Regions from separate parts of the Homo sapiens genome. Here region 2 is linked to region 1. Evidence: read pairs that join two places in POLR2A ChIA-PET (ENCODE). Cell type or tissue: GM12878. All regions are shown on one strand. Links, peaks and the distances in the headings refer to the core of each region. The heading gives the core; the rest is flanking DNA. Region 1 overlaps MYO5A (myosin VA). Region 2 overlaps MYO5A (myosin VA).

Region 1 (9,154 bases), core at 2,401-7,400:
CACCTGTAATCCCAGCTACTTGGGAGGCTGAGGCAGGAGAATCGCTTGAACCCCAGAAGCGGAGGCTGCAATGAGCCGAGATCATGCCATTGCACTCCAACCTGGGCAACAAGAGGAAAACTCTGTGTCAGAAAAACAGAAAACAAAAAAACTGTGATGGCTATTTGTCCTACTGTTTTCTTGTTAAAATGTCCTTTATTTTGTAAAACGATGGTGATATTAGACAGTAAATTGGTATTTATGTTGCCTCTGCTGAGTGTGAGGGCTTTAGCCTCTACTTGTCTGTAAGTGCTGCCAATAATTAATGGTTTTATAATCTTACTTGTCAAGACTAAAAGTTAGTTAATAACCTTATATCAGTCCCCAAACTTTAAGTAAAAAATTTTACCAGCCATGAAATCTAGTAGTTTGGAAACTATGGCAATATACCACAGCAGCTTCCCAATAGGAAGGCTTGAAAATATTTGTCAGTAAAGAGGTTAACATAGGCTGGGCATGGTGGCTCATGCCTGTAATCCCAGCACCTTGAGAGGCCAAGGCGGGTGGATCATGAGGTCAGGAGATCGAGACCATCCTGGCTAACACGGTGAAACCCTGTCTCTACTAAAAATAGAAAAAAATTAGCTGGGTGTGGTGGCATGTGCCTATAGTCCCAGCTGCTCGGGAGGCCGAGGCAGGAGAATCACTTGAACCCAGGAGGCGGAGGTTGCAGTGAGCCGAGATCGTGCCACTGCACTCCAGCCTGGGTGACAGAGTGACAGAGTGAGACTCCGTCTCAAAAAAAAAAAAAAAAAAAAAGAGGTTAACGTAATATCCAGGACAGTGGCATGGCATGCTGAAATGTTTTTCTTAATTTAAATTATCTTGAATCTCAGATCTACCTGTACTTTCGTTCACCCACTTTCTTTTCGCTTTCTCCTATCTGTAAGTTCATCACTGGGTCATATAAATTTCTCTTGTACTTGGGAATGACCTTGTTACAAGCTTCCAGAACTTTGTGCCCAGTACTTAGAATAGTCATTACATTATCACAGTTCTTTGGGAAGTTGCCCCATATTTAACATACTCAAATCCAAATGCTCCTTCTCAAAGCTCCAAGTAAATTAGTACCCTGATTATTGTTAAAAATGAAATCTAGAGGTGAATTTACATGAAATGAGGATACAGATACAGGCCAGAGACCGGGTTCAGTCTGGCCCATGCCAGCCATGATTGATTGTGTCATGTCTTTCCCTTGCTGGCTGAATCTAGGATTCCTGTTTTCATATGTGATTTGTTCATGAAAATGGGCATTTAGGTTTAGTGTATGTGTGTTTTAAAGGGAAATTTCTTCCCAGAGAGTCCAAGCACATAAAAACACTTCTTCAATGTGGTATTCGAAAGATTTGTGCATGTTAGTATATTTTGTTCTTTTTCTTCAAAATTGACCACATAATCTTCTGGCTTATGTCCAGGGAGTATCTAGTTGAGGCAAAATATTTGCTGCTTTGGGAATCCCTGATGATTACCATGCCTTTTTCATGATGTTGAGGCTACAGGAGCTAAGCTTATTAGTGACTGGCTGTGCCATTTTTACCATTTCCCACTCATCTTTATAAAATAATGAAGGCAAAATGCTGAACAACCGTGTTTCTTCAGTTTTAAAAAATCTGTTATTTTTATTCTCCTCTTCTCCCTACTGTGATGGCTCCTGAAGGATGTCTGAGAAATCACTAAGGCTTTGCAGAGCACAGGATGCAAACCACCATAAAAAAATCCAAATTGTGGGCCGGGCACGGTGGCTCATGACTGTAATCCCAGCACTTTGGGAGGCTGAGGCAGGTGGGTCACGAGGTCAGGGGTTCGAGACCAGCCTGGCCAACATGGTGAAACCCCGTCTCTACTAAAAATACAAAAATTAGCTGGGCACAGTGGCACATGCCTGTAGTCCCAGCTACTCGTGAGGCTGAGGCAGGAGAATCACTTGAACCCGGGAGGCAGAGGTGGCAGTGAGCCGAAATCGTGCCACTGCACTCCAGCCTGGGCAACAGAGCGAGACTGTATCTCAAAAAAAAAAAAAAAAAAGAAAAAGAAAGAACAAAAAAATCCAAATTGTAAACCCAGCCATAAAAAGATGGCAGTGCTGTTGAAACTGGCAGAACCACAACACCATAGCTTCAAAAATAGATCTTATGTGTACATTTTAACCTAAAATTATACTTTCAGGTGGCATTTACTGTGTAAAGCAAAGTCAAGCTTTGATCATAACTGTTTTTTCAGAGCACACTTTTTATATAATTTGGGAATGGTGGTGCTATGAGAGCTAAAATATTTTTTGTTTACTAATTTAAAAAGTAAATTTCAGCTGGACGTGGTGGCTCACACCTGTAATCCCAGCACTTTGGGAGGCTGAGGCGGGTGGATCACCTGAGGTCAGGAGTTTGGAGACCAGCTTGGCCAATATGGCGAAACTCCATCTTTATTAAAAACAAAAAAATTAGCTGAGTGTGGTGGCAGGCGCCTGTAATTCCAGCTACTCAGGAGGCTGAGGCAGGAGAATTGCTTGAACCCAGGAGGCAGAGGTTGCTGTGAGCTGAGATCATGCCACTGTACTCCAGCCTGGGCAACAAGAGCTTAACTCTGTCTCAAAAAAAAAAAAAAAAAAAAAAAAGTGAATTTCATGTTGGCCAAGATTTCTTTTTTCATAAATTGTTTAATTATAAATAGTTATCATATGTTTATATATGATTGTAAAATAATTGATTTGCTAGTTTAAATTTTTTTCTTTTTGTCTTCTAGTTTGCCAGGGTTTGGATACCTGATCCAGAGGAAGTCTGGAAGTCAGCAGAGCTGCTCAAAGATTATAAGCCAGGAGATAAAGTCCTCCTGCTTCACCTCGAGGAAGGAAAGGTGAGATCTCACTTTCATTTGTTGTCATTGGCATAAAGTGAAGGGAGTTCAAAAGTGTAAATTTACTGTGAAGTAAACTCCCAATGGAAGTTAAATTTTGAACTTACCTAGAATTTTTACTTACTAAATTGGTAAAAATGGCAAACTCAGTTTTCTATCCTGATAGTGTTTTTAATGGCATAGATTAGTGAAAATAGCAGATACTTTAAAAAGCTTCTATTTTGGCCTGTGAATTTATTATGATTATCAGGTTTAGATTCACATCTAATCCTAAAACTCTTGCATTTAACTGGTGTGCTATGGGGAGTGCTTGTAGTGTTTTTAAAAAGAGGCATGGTGCCAGGTCTTAGAGGAGACTCATTGGTGGCAGCATGGAGAGCAAAACTGAGGGGAAGATACTAGTTGGGAGGAAGGCGGGGAAGAATTAGGCCAATTAGGAGGGCTTTTAATACCAAACTAGGGAATTAACTTATTTAACATTTATTGGTCATCTGCTTTGTTAGGCAAAATGTTCGGCACTTTGGAGTGAATTTTCTCACGTTAAATTTCACACCAACCCTATGGGTTGGCAGGTGATATAATCACTATTTTCCAAATAAGAAAGCCAAACTTCAAAGTCATTAAGTAGTTTTGCTCAAGGTCACACAGCCAGGAAGTGGCTTTTGGAATTTGAAGTGAGATTTGAACACAGATGACTCTAAGATGAGTGCTTATACTATTTGACTATATTGGATTTTTGCAGATTGCTGGCCATGACCAGTTGCTTAAGGTGATGTCTGCCATGTTATCCACTGTAAAGTTACTGTTTTCCCTTTGTAATTAATGAATGTCATTGTGTTGGGGCAGATGCTTTGAGGCCACTCATATATCCTGCTTCTCCTTAAACTTTTCCTGCTAATATTTGCCCAGTGTTCATTACTGTGTCTTGCCTGCAGCAAATATCGTTGTGTTCTAGTGGTGATTCTCCATTTCTTTCCTTCCTTCTATACTTATTAACTAGAATTCTTCTATAGGGAAGGAAGTATTGTTTCTCCTCTCCCATTTATTTATTACTTTAATCATTTATTTATTATGGGCTCATGGGTATTTCTTTTATTCTTCATTACTATCATTATTTATTTTATCAATTAAATTGTTCCAGCTTTGGTCATTGAGATCTCTCTTAGATTGGGTCCTTTGACTTTTTTGACAGGTCCCTATCCTTTTTTATTTTTTTTTGAGGCAGGGTCTCACTTTGTCACCCAGGCTAGAGTGCAGTGGCTTGATCATGCCTCCCAGGCTCAGCCTCCCTCCCTAGTGGCTGGAACCACAGGCATGAGCCACCATGCCTGGCTAATTTTTAAATTTTTTTAGTAGAGATGGAGTCTCAATATGTTGCCCAGGCTAGTCTCGAACTCCTGAGCTCAAGCAGTCCTCCCACCTCGGTCTCCTGAAGTGCTGGGATTATAGGCATGAGCCACTGTGCCTGGCTTATTTTTTTTTTTTTTTTTAGATATAGCACTTCTCCTGGTACCCTAAGATACTTACCCTGTATTTCCCCTTTCCCAGCCCTGTTACCTTATATTGGAGGATAGTATTTGACAGCCAAGATCTGAGCACTAGGTGTGCTCATTGCTATTGAGATGACACCACTTCTCAGCCCTCTTAGCATAGAGAGCTAGAAAAATATATACATGGATGGATAGATAGATACTAATATGTATGCATACTATACTAATGTATACTCAACCATCTATACTTACTTTATGTCTATGTTTACATATGTATGTATGTGTTTGTATGTATGTATTTTATATATATAATGTGTTTTTAGAGATGGTTGTCTTGCTATGTTGCCCAGGCTAGTCTTGAACTGCTGGGCTCAAGAAGTCGTTTTACCTCGTCCTCCCAAAGTGCTGGGATTAAAGGCATCAGCTACTGCACTAGACTTTTTTTTTTTTTTTGAGACGGAATTTTGCTCTGTCACCCAGGCTGGAGTATTGTGGTGCAATCTCGGCTCACTGCAGCCTCCACCTCCCGGGTTCAAATGATTCTTGTGCCTCAGCTTCCTGAGTAGCTGGGATTACAGGCGCATGCCACCATGCCTGGCTAATTTTTGTGTTTTTAGTAGAGACAGGATTTTACCATGTTGGCCAGGCGGGTCTCAAACTCCCAACCTCAAGTGATCCACCCACCTCGGCCTCCCAAAGTGCTGGGATTACAGGCATGAGCCACTGCACCCAGCCTTGACTTTTTTTAAAAAAAATAAAACCCGTGAGTTAATAGGGATCCTTTTTTCTCCAGTCCAATGCCACCAGGTTCATTCTATTATTCTTCCTTTGATTATGTGTACTATAACTTCTCTTTTTGGTTTTCATTAGCTATATTACTTATTCATTATAGACATAAAGTTATTTCAGAATTGCTAATCCATACCCTATTATAAGAAGCAGATTTGCCAACCAGAGTACAGTGTCTATGTTTAATTTTATTAATCCTTAGTATTTTTTAAAAATCTAGAAATAGAATGATACATACCTTTAATAAAAGCAAGACTAGGGACAGGGGTCAAACAAGAAGAACAGACATTATAAAATTCCTGAACTATTCAAGAATCATTCTCTTTTTAGAAACTATAGTCACTTAGGGTCCTAGAATAAAATAGAGAAAGCATGGCTTTTGTAATAGTAGAAGAGTATATTTATTTAATGATGTCCAGTGATTCCAGAGGAGCAGTTTATGTCCATTTAAAGCCTAACTCCAAGAAGGAAATTTCTGTGAAGATGTTACAGATCTTCTCTACCTTTCAAATTAGTGTCTTCTCTAATATTTCAATTTCAGCTTCTCCCCACACTAGCCACAAACAACCCCACCCTGTAATGAAGACTGAGGAAAGAGCTCTGGGTTGCCCTTCTGCCATTCTGGAGTCTCCTGGCTAATACCAGAACAGACAATTGTGTATTTACAGGGCCAATGCAAGGACCAGTCAGCCCCAGGCAAGGGTGATATTCTCTGATAAACAGGCAGCAAGAAATGCTGAGTGGTAAATTGTTAATTTTTCTCTCCTTTAGCATAATTCGTTCAAATATGATTTGAATATTTGACCTCTGTATATATTTTTAGTATTACCATAACTGGCTTTTTACAAAACCTTGTCCCTCCCTACAACTAAATTGAATTTTTATTCCTATTCACTTGTCCTATGTTATTTGCCCCTTTATATAGTTAAGTGACAATATTCATGGTTGGCTGTGCCATGAAGCCGTATTCCCGTGACTTTAAAGTGAATAGTGGCTAGTAATGGTCACTCACACCTGTAATCCCAGCATTTGGGAGGCCAATGCAGGAGGATCCCTTGAGGCCAGGAGTTCGAGATCAGCCTGGGCAACATAGTGAGACCCCCATCTCTATTAAAAATTAACTGAATAGTACTTGTTAACTTTTGGGACCAGGAACCCTATTAAAATGTCGTTTGTTTTGTTTTGTTTTGTTTTTTTGTTTTTTTTTGAGATGGAGTCTCGCTCTGTAGCCCAGGCTGGAGTTCAGTAGCGTGATCTTGGCTCACTGCAACCTCTGCCTCCAGGGTTCAAGTGATTCTCCTGGCTCAGCCTCCCGAGTATTTGGAATTACAGGTGCCCACCACCACGCCTGGATAATTTTTGAGTTTTTAGTAGAGATGGGGTTTCACCATGTTGGCCAGGCTGGTCTCGAACTCCTGACCTCAGGTGATCCACCCACCTCGGCCTCCCAAAGTGTTGGGATTACAGGCATGAGCCACCATGCCTGGCCAATTTTTGTATTTTTAATAAAGACGGAGTCTTGCCATGTTGGCCAGGCTGGTCTCGAACTCCTGACCTCAGGTAATCCGCCCGCCTTGGCTTCCCAAAGTACTGGGATTACAGGTGTGAGCCACTGTGTCCGGCCTAAATCTGATGAATGAATAAGCATATGCACAGAAAAAAACAAAAAGCAAACAAAACAAAAATCTCATGAAAACTATGAATTGTCTTGCCTCAAAAAAAGTACACATATGTGCACATACACACAGAGTTGTTGCACGTAATTTCAGGGGATTCTTGGGTATCTAGTGGTTTAAGGATTCCTAAGTACTTACCACATGCCGGACTTGCCTCATTTACTTTTTTACCACAACCCTGTTAGCCCATTTTACAAATGAAGGATTTGGGTGAAATACTGTAACTCAAGACCACATAAAAAGTAAGTATTAGTATCAGGATTTGAATCCTGGGCAATCTGATCCTAGAGCCAAGCTCTCGACCACTCTTTTATATTGTCCGCCACTTTTTTATAGGTAAAAGGGGTTGGAGGAGAGAAACATATTTAAAAGTTTAAAACTTCTGATTCAGTACGTGGGTGAAAAAGGTCTAGGCTATGGCTTTCAAAGTATATTAGCAAAAATTGTTAATACAGGTTGGTATGTCTAATGAAAACGCACTTCATATTGTTTCCATCTCCACCAGTTTCTGTGATATTGGAAGGTGCTAGGAAAATAATGCATTTAATAGCTGAGAAGCAAATCAGGAATAGGAAGTAAGCAAAATGCATGGGCCTCTTTCACAGTCCTTGCCATAATTCATCCAGATGCTGTGCCTTGTGCATTTTCAGGATTTGGAATACCATCTAGATCCAAAGACCAAGGAGCTGCCTCACTTACGAAATCCTGACATACTTGTTGGTGAAAATGACCTCACAGCCCTCAGCTATCTTCATGAGCCTGCTGTGCTCCATAATCTCAGAGTCCGCTTTATTGATTCCAAACTTATTTATACGTATTGTGGTAAGTATGCTTTGCTTTCCGAATAGACTGTGGACTCTTTCCTCTAATGGACATAGCCATAGAAATATTGTACATGGGGAAAGCAGGCTGTGGTTGGATTTTCTCTAAGAGACAAAATCACTTGAGCGTTATCAGAAAGATTTACCAAGTTGCATTTATGCTGAATAAACTCATTTGTGACCTTACATAATTTTGCTAAAAATAAAAAGACTGGGCCCATCTTTTGGAATTTTTTTCCCCTTACAGAAGTCATATGTCAGATTTAGTGCCAAATTCACCAGTTGTTTTCTTCTCTTCCAAAAACTACTACACGAAGAGTAGATGTCCAAGGACTTATCTTTGGAGCAGGTTCAAGAGATTTAGTGTTATCTTGTGGTCAATTACTCAGCCATGCAGAACTAACTTGACTCGTGGTGATTCGTCTTGCTCACTCCTGCTTGCCTGGGCCCCTGCTCATTGCAGTGTTAGCTGCCAGCCACCCAGCTCATGGTGCTTTTTATCTCTCCAAGAAATAAAGCCTCTGCATGTGTGTGTGTTTGTGTTCCTTTCCCCCTTCTCCAGCTTTCCTTCTTTTTTCTCTCTTTCCCAGTTTGTTCTTATCTTTTATTTTCTCCCTTTTCTCTGGCTATTTTTTCTCCGCTGACGTCTTACCATTCTTTCACTAATCACTCTGTCCTCGGAAGCTCAAATCTGGATTTCCATTCATTCGTGTGGTATATCCAACTCAGTGCTCATGATTTCTTCATTACTCTCCTGTTTTAGACAGGAACAGCCACCTTTTCTTCTTAAAATAATTAACATCCTTTATATCATTGATACTAACTTTTCCTTTCTGGTAACTATTTCTGTTTCTCAATTGTTATTTTTCTTCCATTTTTTTTCCTTGCACATGTGTTACCTTCTCAGTGAAGTCTTGTCTAGCCACCCTATCAAGTCAGAAACCCCTCCTTACTGTGTTTCTTCCCTGCATTATTTTTTGCCTTCTTTTCCTTATTACAATTTAATCTGAGATTATGTATATATATATTTTCTTACTTATCTTGTTAATTGTCTGAATTTCCCACTAGAGTTTAAGTTCCATGAGGGTAAAGATTAGTCTTTTTTGTTTGTTTGTTTGTTTACTGTTGTAAGTTCAGCATTTAGAAATGACTTTACACATAGTTGGAGCTGAATAAACATTTATTGAATGGACGACTTCATTAAGTTAATATACACCTACAGAAAAATTCTTAGGAAATACAGAAAAGTATAAAAAAAGGAAAAACAATTATATGTAACTCACCACTGAAAAATAGCCAGTATTAATATTGATTTACATCCTTTCTCTTTGTATGCATAAGTTGATAGAAAATTGGAATCAGTCTATATATAGTTTTGTATTATGTTTTCCTATGACATTTAATATCCTTCAAAAACATGATTTGGACCTTCTCAGTGAAGTCTTGTCTGGCCACCCTATCAAGTCAGAAACCCCTCCTTACTGTCTTT
Region 2 (9,154 bases), core at 2,069-7,068, 60 kb after region 1:
ATCATTCAAAAGTACTGGCGCATGTATGTGGTCCGCAGGAGGTACAAGATTAGACGAGCTGCCACTATCGTTCTTCAGTCTTACTTGCGAGGCTTCTTGGCCAGAAATAGGTATCGCAAGGTGAGGCATTATTTTCAACTTTGTTTATTCATTCTATTAGCATTAACCAAATTTCACATCTATACAGAGTACCACAGGGGCTACAATGAAGGTAGGAACTGTATGGGGACAACCAGCTATTGAAATGCATATTTATTTATTTTAAAAAATTCTTTTTTAGAAATAGGATCTCGCTCTGTCACCCTGGCTGGGGTGCAGTGGTGCAGTCATAGTACACTGCAGCCTCAAACTCCTGGCCTCAAGCAGTCTTCCCACTGTGGCTTCCCAAAGTGCTGAGATTATAGGTATGAGCCATTGTGCACATGCCCAGCCTGAAATGCATTTTAAAATACTAAATAATCACATACAGTTATTAACAAAACAATGGGAAAAAAACTTTTACCTCCTTCTTTCTCTTTGTTTATATAATTTGAAAAAAAAAGTATGTTAGTTTACTGTGGCTGCTATAATAAATTATCACAAACTTGTTACCTTAAAACAGCCAAAATTAATTCTCTCAGAGTTCTGGAGACCAGAAGTCCAAAATCATTATCAATGGGACAAAATCAAGTTGTCAGCAGGCTGCTCTCCTTCCAGAAGCTCCAGGGGAGAATCCATTCCTTGCCTCTTGCAGCTTCTGGTGGCTGCCAGCATTCCTGTGCTTGTAGCCACATCAGTCCAGTCTCAGCCTCTGTTTTCACAGCATTTTCTCTTCTGTGTATCTGACTTGACTTCTCCTATCTGCCTCTTATAAGAATAATTATGATAGCATTTGGTTCCACCCATGTGATCCAGGATAATCCTCCCATCTGAAGACCCTTAACCTAATCACATCTGCAAAGGCCCTTTTTCTGAATAAATAGCATTTGCAGGTTCCAGGGATTAGCACCTAATTTCCTTGGGGCCCCCTATTCAGATGACTACAGAGAACTTTGAATAGATAGAATATATGACAAACAGGTTAAAGGTTATTCCAAGAATGAGACAACCTTGGAAGAATTTACCATGGTGAAGAGGAGGCAAATTATAACATTAATGTGGTTAAAATTGTATTGACAGATACAATGCTCCAAAAGTTTTTGACAAATAATCTTACATCTAGCAATAATTAATGGGGTCACCAGAGTAGTCTTAATTATCACCTGTGACCATTGATGAACGATTTTTATCTCTTTCATTTTGGCAAGGTTTGGAGTCTATCCTACAGGCTATATTTCAAATCAGTGAGAAATACAAGCCTGGATATTAGAGCTCTATGGACATCACCATTAGAAGGAGCATTAATGGGGTGATTTGGGTCTCTAAGCACAGACAGTATATGGGTGTGACCTAGGCCCTATTTATTTATTTATTTATTTATTTATTTATTTTTATTTGAAGTGATTTTAGACAACAAAAAATTCGAAACTGGTGAGGCTTGAATGAGTGTATTTAATAGCTGTGTTTTGAAGATAGCTACTCCAGATCTTTCTGCTCACCCCTCCTTTATGTAGTCTCATGCTCTTTCTATATAAGCGTGAGATTTTAGGGAGGAAAGAGGTTTGAAGTTGCTTTTCAGATACACCAAACTAGTTACCTTCCTGTGTTCCTCACTACTTTCCTTAGGAACATCTGAGCTGGGTTTTGAGGTCACTGGTTTAGCAGTGGCAGCCTCCGGCCAGCTCAGGCTCCCACTGTGACTGGACAGGGTGGAAGGTGGTAGCGTAGAGGCTTGCTCACATGTAAGCCAACAGCCATCACATTAGTGCTCCTTCTAGCTGTATTTCAGGTCCAAGGTTCCCCTTCATGAGATTTGGAGTGGGGGGGTCTTAAAGAGAGTACAGGTGTTGATTAATTTCTCTCACTCATGATGAAAGTGAGATTGAAAATGGAAGCTCTGATTAAATGCTGTTTCCATTTGACTAAAATTACAAAAATGGACCCATGTCCAAAGTTACATGGGAGAAGCAAATGGAACAGGAAAATTGGCATTAATAGTTTTATTTATCCAGTCACTGTGCCTGGCTACCTCTTCTTAAAATTCAAGAATTTCTTCTCCATCTTTCCTAGAAAATGTTTACACGGTGTCTTTTTGGTGCTCTTTAGCGACAACAAATTCATCTAATAAGGCAAACTTTTGTTTGTTTATAAGTTTAGGGAAATATCATTTTTTTTTAGGAAATGTAACATAAAATCAAAAGTAAGATTAGTTTGTTTCACATCTTTTTACTTTTACCTTTCATTTTAAAGCCCCATCCCTCCTACCTTTGAATCCCAAAAGTGGATCCTTGCTACATTTGAAATAGCAATGGAAAATCCTCACTAGAATGGTATTCCTCAAATGTGGTAAACAAGAGTGTCATCTTTTAGTTTCTAAAAAAAAAAAAAATCAATAAATCAGTACAAACTTTTTAGTACCCCAAGTGTTGGCCTCTACAGACAGTTTGCTGCCCATACCCCGTGTCCTCATGCACGGGCCTAATAATGCATAGTGAGGTGGTATCAGCAGTCAGGGTGGTGGGGATATCTCTTATTTTAGTAGCACATAGTTTACAGGATGCCTGGTTCTGTTAATTTTATAGAGGATCATCTGTTGCCAACAGAAATCATATACTAATAAGAAACCTAATGTATTTTTTCTTTCTTTTTATAGTTGTTTTTCTTTTGGTAATCTGGTGCTTTTTATTTAGACAGCTTCCAACTCTATATTCTGCTTAGAATTATACACATAATATGTGCATATGACACATTTTTATGTATGTTTCTGAAATCACCTTCTAAAGTCTACTTTTCAAATCACTTTTAAAAATAATTTTGTAGCCTCCATATATCTGTGATAAGTATAATCTACATAGTACATTGTCAATTCAACTTTTATGTCTTTTCCTCTAGGTAATGTGTGGATTTTCAGCCCGACATAGATTGATAATCATGAGTGTAGTCCAGGGTCTTGACATTGCTTGCCCTTATCCTTTTCTGCAGATACTCCGTGAGCACAAAGCAGTCATCATTCAGAAGCGAGTCCGGGGCTGGCTGGCCCGCACACACTACAAGAGGAGCATGCATGCCATCATCTACCTTCAGTGCTGCTTCAGGCGGATGATGGCCAAGCGTGAGCTAAAGAAGCTCAAAATCGAGGCTCGCTCAGTGGAGCGCTATAAGAAGCTGCACATCGGCATGGAGAACAAGATCATGCAGCTGCAGCGCAAAGTTGATGAGCAGGTGTGTTTCACAAAGGGGCCCTGAGAGTGGAGTATGCCTGAAGAAATCCACCAGGATTATTTTCAATATTGTTTTTCTTTGACTTTACCCTTCGGTCTTAGTAAAAAGTAAAATTATGACCGTATTTATTTCCATAATGGGCATGGAAGTACTTATGAACTCATAAGGTGGATCACAATTGCAAAAACTAAGGCAGGAAGTTATTATTATTATTATTATTATTATTATTATTATTATTATTATTACTATTATTTGAGACAGGGTCTCACTCTGTCGCCCAGGCTAGAGTTCAGTGGCATGGTCACAGCTCACTGCAGCCTCAACCTGCTGGGCTCAAGTGATCTTCCCACCACAGCCTTCTGAGTATATGGGACTACAGGCACGTACTACCACACCCAGCTAATTTTTTTATTTTGTAGAAACAGGGTCTCATGTTGCCAGGCTGTTGCCTCAAGCAATCCTCCTGCCTCAGCCTCCCAAAGTACTGGGATTACAAGCATGAGCTACCATGCCTGGCAGGAAATTATTTTTGAGAACAGAGATCTACTAATGCTTCAAACCTTTATGACCAAGAGTCATATTGTATGTTACTTATTTTTCAAACACCAGCTTGAACCAGGCATACTGTATTTTGTACTTGGCAATGCTCTATCAAAATTATCATTTATTTTCATGTGGTATCATGTTCATTTTACAGATGAGTTGGTTTAGCATTGAAATAGCAAAAGCATCAGGAAAATGTTGATGCTTCTGATGAACTTGCAATCTGTTGCAGAGATAAAAGTTTGTTTGATTAAAGATAGTTACTAATATTTTAGCACATGTAAATGATATAAAGGTAATTAAGAATATAAAAATGCTAAGGAGAGCAAAGCAAAACAGGGATCAGAATGAAATGGGATGGAAGATTTTCTGAGTGGGAGGGAGAAATTTTGAGGTAGTAAACATAAAGATTTGTGAGAAACGTGTGTGTGTGTAGGGAGAGGGTTTTTTTTTTTTGTTTTTTGTTTTAGGACAGATTCTCACCCTGTCACCCAGGCTAAAGTACAGCAGTGCAATCACGGCTCACTACAGCCTCAAACTCCTGGGCTCAAGTGATCCTCCTGCCTCAGCCTCCCAAGTAGCTAGGACTACAGGTACACACCACCATGTCTAGCTAATTTTTAAATTTTTTTGTAAAGACGGGGTCTCATTATGTGCCCAGGCTAGTCTTGAACTCCTGGCCTCTTGTGATCCTCCTGCCTTGGCCTCCCAAAGTGTTGAGACTATAGGTGTGAGCCACTACACCTGGCCAACTTGGGATTTTGAGGCTGTTTTAATCATTCGTACGCATCACTAAGCTAGTAAATGGTTTTTAGCAACATTTTGATCTGTTTTCAAAAACAAGTATAGATCCTCCTATTTCTGAATTAAGAATCAGGAAATTAAGAATTTACTATGTAACTCACCCTGTGACTATGAGAAAATCACATCCATCTTGCTTACCACATCAAACAGAATTGAATTAATTGTGCCTGTTTTCTTCTCTGTTTGTGTCACCTAGAAGGTATTGGTTGTGCTATTGCAAATGTTGTAGTATTTTGGTTGGATACTATATCAATGTTATGATGATATAGCATGAATATGATGAATAAACATGGTTTTCTTACTAAATACATTTGATGATATGTGTATTTACTTATTGTTACTTATGTGTATGTTTAAAGAACAAAGACTACAAATGCCTTGTGGAGAAACTAACCAATCTGGAAGGAATATACAACTCTGAGACTGAGAAACTACGAAGTGACTTAGAACGTCTTCAACTAAGTGAAGAGGAAGCGAAAGTTGCCACTGGGCGGGTCCTTAGTCTGCAGGAAGAAATTGCCAAGCTCCGGAAAGACCTGGAGCAAACTCGTTCAGAGAAAAAATGCATTGAGGAACATGCAGATCGATACAAACAAGAAACAGAGCAGGTAGGAATAATGTCCATATCCCCATCTACTCCGTACACAAAAGAGAGGTGCTGTCATCATGACTTGGTCCGTGTGACTCACTGTTGGTTTTATTAGAAATGCAGTACAAATTTTAGTTGAATTACTGTTCATTATTACTGTTTCCCAAGCATTTATTTCTCATTATCAATGAGTAGGCTGTAGGTCTTTTAGTAGAACTTTCTACTCTAATAAGAACAGAGGCAAAGCTGTATTTTTAGGAGAGAATGGCCAAGTACCTACTAACACTTGTATATTAAAAAAAAAAAAAAAAAAAAAAAGTCAGTCTGGGGCATAGACTCCTTTTAAAAAAAAAGTCAGTCTGGGGCGTAGACTCCTTTTTCTTCAGTAGGGTTAATGTGATTAACCCATTTATGCCTAAGGTTGCAATTTTTTGAATTGCAAAATCAGTCTTTGGCAATGACCTTGAGCAGTAGAATATAAATAACTCCCACATGCTTAGTGTTCTAATAATGGAACATTAGACATAATATTTAGTACCTGATGGTAGGGATCCTTGTTGAAGCCTGCATTAAGGCTGTATTAAGAAGTCCAAGCAGGAGAAGTCTAAATGTCTGCACAGTGATTGCAACCAACAGCTTTACGCAGATGGAACCCTCCCCACAAAATGCTTTCAGATTGACCAGTACTTGCACGCTTCAAATTTGTATTAACATATCAAAACTTTATTAAGTATAGAAGACATTAAGATTGTCAAGTAGTAATGAGATGTACTGCTGAAACATTTGTAAAAGTACCTCAACATTAGGCTTCCTGGAAAAAAGTAATCGATTTTCAGAGATTCCGCTGGTATTACCATCTTTAAATGAAAACAGAGTTGCCTGTGTCAGCTGTAACTGCTGGCAAGAATCCTGATATGGTTTGTCTGTACTGACTTCTAAATGTTAATATCAGCACATGCAGTGAGAACTACAGCAGGAACTTAGATGCAGGTCGGTTAGGATAGGGTGGCTGGTAAAATTGCAGTCCTTCCATGGCATTACAGGTTCCAGTAAAGTAATTCCTCCTATATCTCTAGATCTGTACTCTATATATAGAAACAGCAGTGCCAAAAGGTGAGATTCTTTTCTGTTTTATATAATGTTGTTTTGATACAGCAAGCTTGTTCTCTCAGAATTAAGACGTGCACTCAAAAAGATACTCTTGAATGTTTAAGATCTCTTTTCTTCCCTTTAAGTCTCCCCAAACCACGGAAGCTTTCCAGCTTCGGATTCCTCAGAATCTGTACAGTAGTTAAGTGTGGTGGGAAGATTCTCCTTTCCTTTTCAAAGCCAAGTTCTTGCCTTTCTAGTCTGATAGAATAAACACACAAGCAGATTCAGATTTTTTCTTTCATTTCATTTCATTTTCTCCCACTTCTCACAGAGATAGCTGTAGGCACTAACTTTAGTTCAGACGGTGTTTCCTATGTTGTGTAGGCTGGTCTTGAACTCCTGGCCTCAAGCTGTTTTCCCACATTGGTCTCACAAAGCGCTGGGTTTACAGGTGTGAGCCACTGCGCCTGGCCCCATTAGTTCTTTTGATGGAATGTAGTGATAGGGGAAGAATGAAAACATTTCACTGTGACAGTCAGCTTCATGGTCAGGAAAATGACATTCTCAGTCTGATCAAGGAGCCCAGAAGTTACAGTAGAGTTATGTATGGTTCCTAACCAAGAGCATTTATCAAAACTGCTGGGGAGTTTTTATATAAAAAGGGAGCTATCCAGACTCTGGGAGTGTGGGCTAGGCACATTATTTTGAAAAAGTACCATAGGTGATTGGTTGTGCACCCCTACCAAACAAGAGCCTCTCCTGAAAGCCCACAGAGAGCTGGGGCTTTTTTTACTGAGAGTGGATGTTAAGGCAAGGTCAGTCCAGAGGGAAAAGACTGAGCCCTCGGAAGGGATACCTACTGGACTGATGTCTGCTGTGTGTGGCACAGTGTAGTTATCCAACTTTCCTGCTCCCTGGAGCCCTCTTTTCCTGTCCTAAACCCCCTGACATGACAAGAGATTTGCCTGCCAGTTCTCTCCCTATTATTAAAGCTCTTGTTTTCAGAGTTCCTTAAACTTTAGCTTAGAAAAAGGAATTCAGATTTTACTCATCATAAGCACACACTTTATTCCAAAGATGAGCTGAGTAAATTATGTACTTTGCAAAATTACCTTTGGTTTTAACTTTTCCTTCCTGGGAATCCTTATCCAGCAAAGAACTAGAAAGTTAAGAGTCAACTTGTGTGTGTGTGTGTGTGTGTGTGTGTGTGTGTGTGTGTGTGTGTTTTAAAATATACATGACATAAAATTTACCATTTTCACCATTTTTAAGTGGACAGTTCTGTGGCATTAAGTACATTGACATTGTTGTAATGTCAATGCTTATTTAAACATGGAATAAAAGGACTAGTTCTCAGCCTTGTAAAACTCTTAAAGGGAGATGAAAGAGAAATTCTCTTTCTTGACATCAGATGGGAGAATCAAAAGCTCTTCAGTGAATTTCCCAAACTAAACATCCTCATATCCTTCTTAACCTCCTTAATCTCCCCACTTGAATCATGGGTACACATAAGCTTTGTGTGAAAGCATTCAGAGGAGAAGGTAATATCAATTACCTTTGAGAGCAAATGCTGACTTAGTGCCAGGCAATTTTTTAATGTTTAATGTAAAGTAAAACTTTAATGTTTTAATGTTTAATGTAAAGTAAAAAACCATCACCATCCTTATCCTTCAAGAAATTCTAGTCTATTCTGGAAAAGAGGAAAGTAAATCATTTATAACGGATATAAAGAGCATATACAGGGTCTTGTAGTAGCACAGGGAAAAGACAGCTAATTGAAGGGGGTTTCAGGAAGGCTCTTGGGAGGGAGTAATGCTTGAGCAAGTTTGTAAGGTGACTAGACATAACCAGGCAAAGACAGGGAGCACAGAGGTGGTGGAAGTAAGGAATGACTGCTTATGGTCTTTATCCTTGGTCATCAGGCTTCCTCTGTCCATTGCAACCATCTCAGTTTATTGTTTCATTTCGTAGCTGGTATCAAATCTGAAGGAAGAAAATACTTTGCTGAAGCAAGAAAAAGAAGCCCTCAATCACCGCATCGTGCAGCAGGCTAAGGAGATGACAGGTAAAGCTTATATGCGTACTACACGCCAACCAACCTCACACCAAAGTTATGTAAGTTACAATGTCATTTGATGAGTTACACAACATTATTTAGAATTTAAATATTTTTAAAAGTTGAGGCTGTCATCAGCAAATTTATAAAGTTCCAAGAGGCAACAGATCAGATATTTTGGTTGAATTCGTTGCTTGATAAACTTGTAAATCTGGTATCTCTAGGTACAAATGTGAACTCCGGTTCAGTCAGTGTCATATGTAATTTTTTTTTAAAATTAATTTGTTCTGCATGTGTGATTTACTAGTTAAGGCTTATAGGATTCCTAATGATTTAGTAAGAATTTTTGAGCTGATATGTGTATATTTCTGTGTGTGTGTGTATTGTCTTTTTTTTTTTTTTTTTTTTTTGCTAAATCAATGGATGTTATTCTAAGATTCACCACTCTTTGCTAGTCTAAAAAAACACTAATTTTTAAAATAGAGAACTAACTAGATATGGACATTTATTCTATTTTCTGTTTGTGGGGTAGGTTAGAATGGTGATAAGTTTATAAGGAATCCACATATATATAAATATGGGGTAAGAAGATACAGATCTATACAGTAATTAGTGGTGGAAATGGAAGAGAAAAGATGGTTTGGAATGGGGATATATTATATGAAAATAATACATTTTCATATACATTCTGTTGATTACACTGGTATTCAAAAAAGGCAAAAATGTTCTAAGATTTTACAATGAGATAACAAAACAATAAAGATATGTTA

Evidence for each region. Peaks named below come from ENCODE experiments on the same cell type or tissue, not always from the same donor. Only the 100,000 strongest peaks of a DNase experiment are listed, where the experiment ranks them.
Region 2: POLR2A ChIA-PET joins it to region 1 with 7 read pairs; 4 of 35 experiments call an interaction of 5 or more read pairs at or near these places.

Annotation. Positions count from the first base shown.
Region 1 is chr15:52,426,910-52,436,063 of GRCh38, reverse strand. MYO5A (myosin VA) reads left to right here. Exons shown (of 42, transcript NM_001382347.1): 2 at 2,779-2,889; 3 at 7,495-7,666. Among named protein-coding and RNA genes, the nearest start is that of MYO5A, 97 kb to the left of the region's middle. In GM12878, for the core only: no CTCF peak of the experiment used is centred there; no DNase peak of the experiment used is centred there.
Region 2 is chr15:52,366,270-52,375,423 of GRCh38, reverse strand. MYO5A (myosin VA) reads left to right here. Exons shown (of 42, transcript NM_001382347.1): 20 at 1-120; 21 at 3,061-3,300; 22 at 5,007-5,255; 23 at 8,300-8,393. Among named protein-coding and RNA genes, the nearest start is that of MYO5C, 75 kb to the right of the region's middle. In GM12878, for the core only: no CTCF peak of the experiment used is centred there; a DNase peak (open chromatin) is centred at 5,148; H3K27ac peaks cover 240 bases.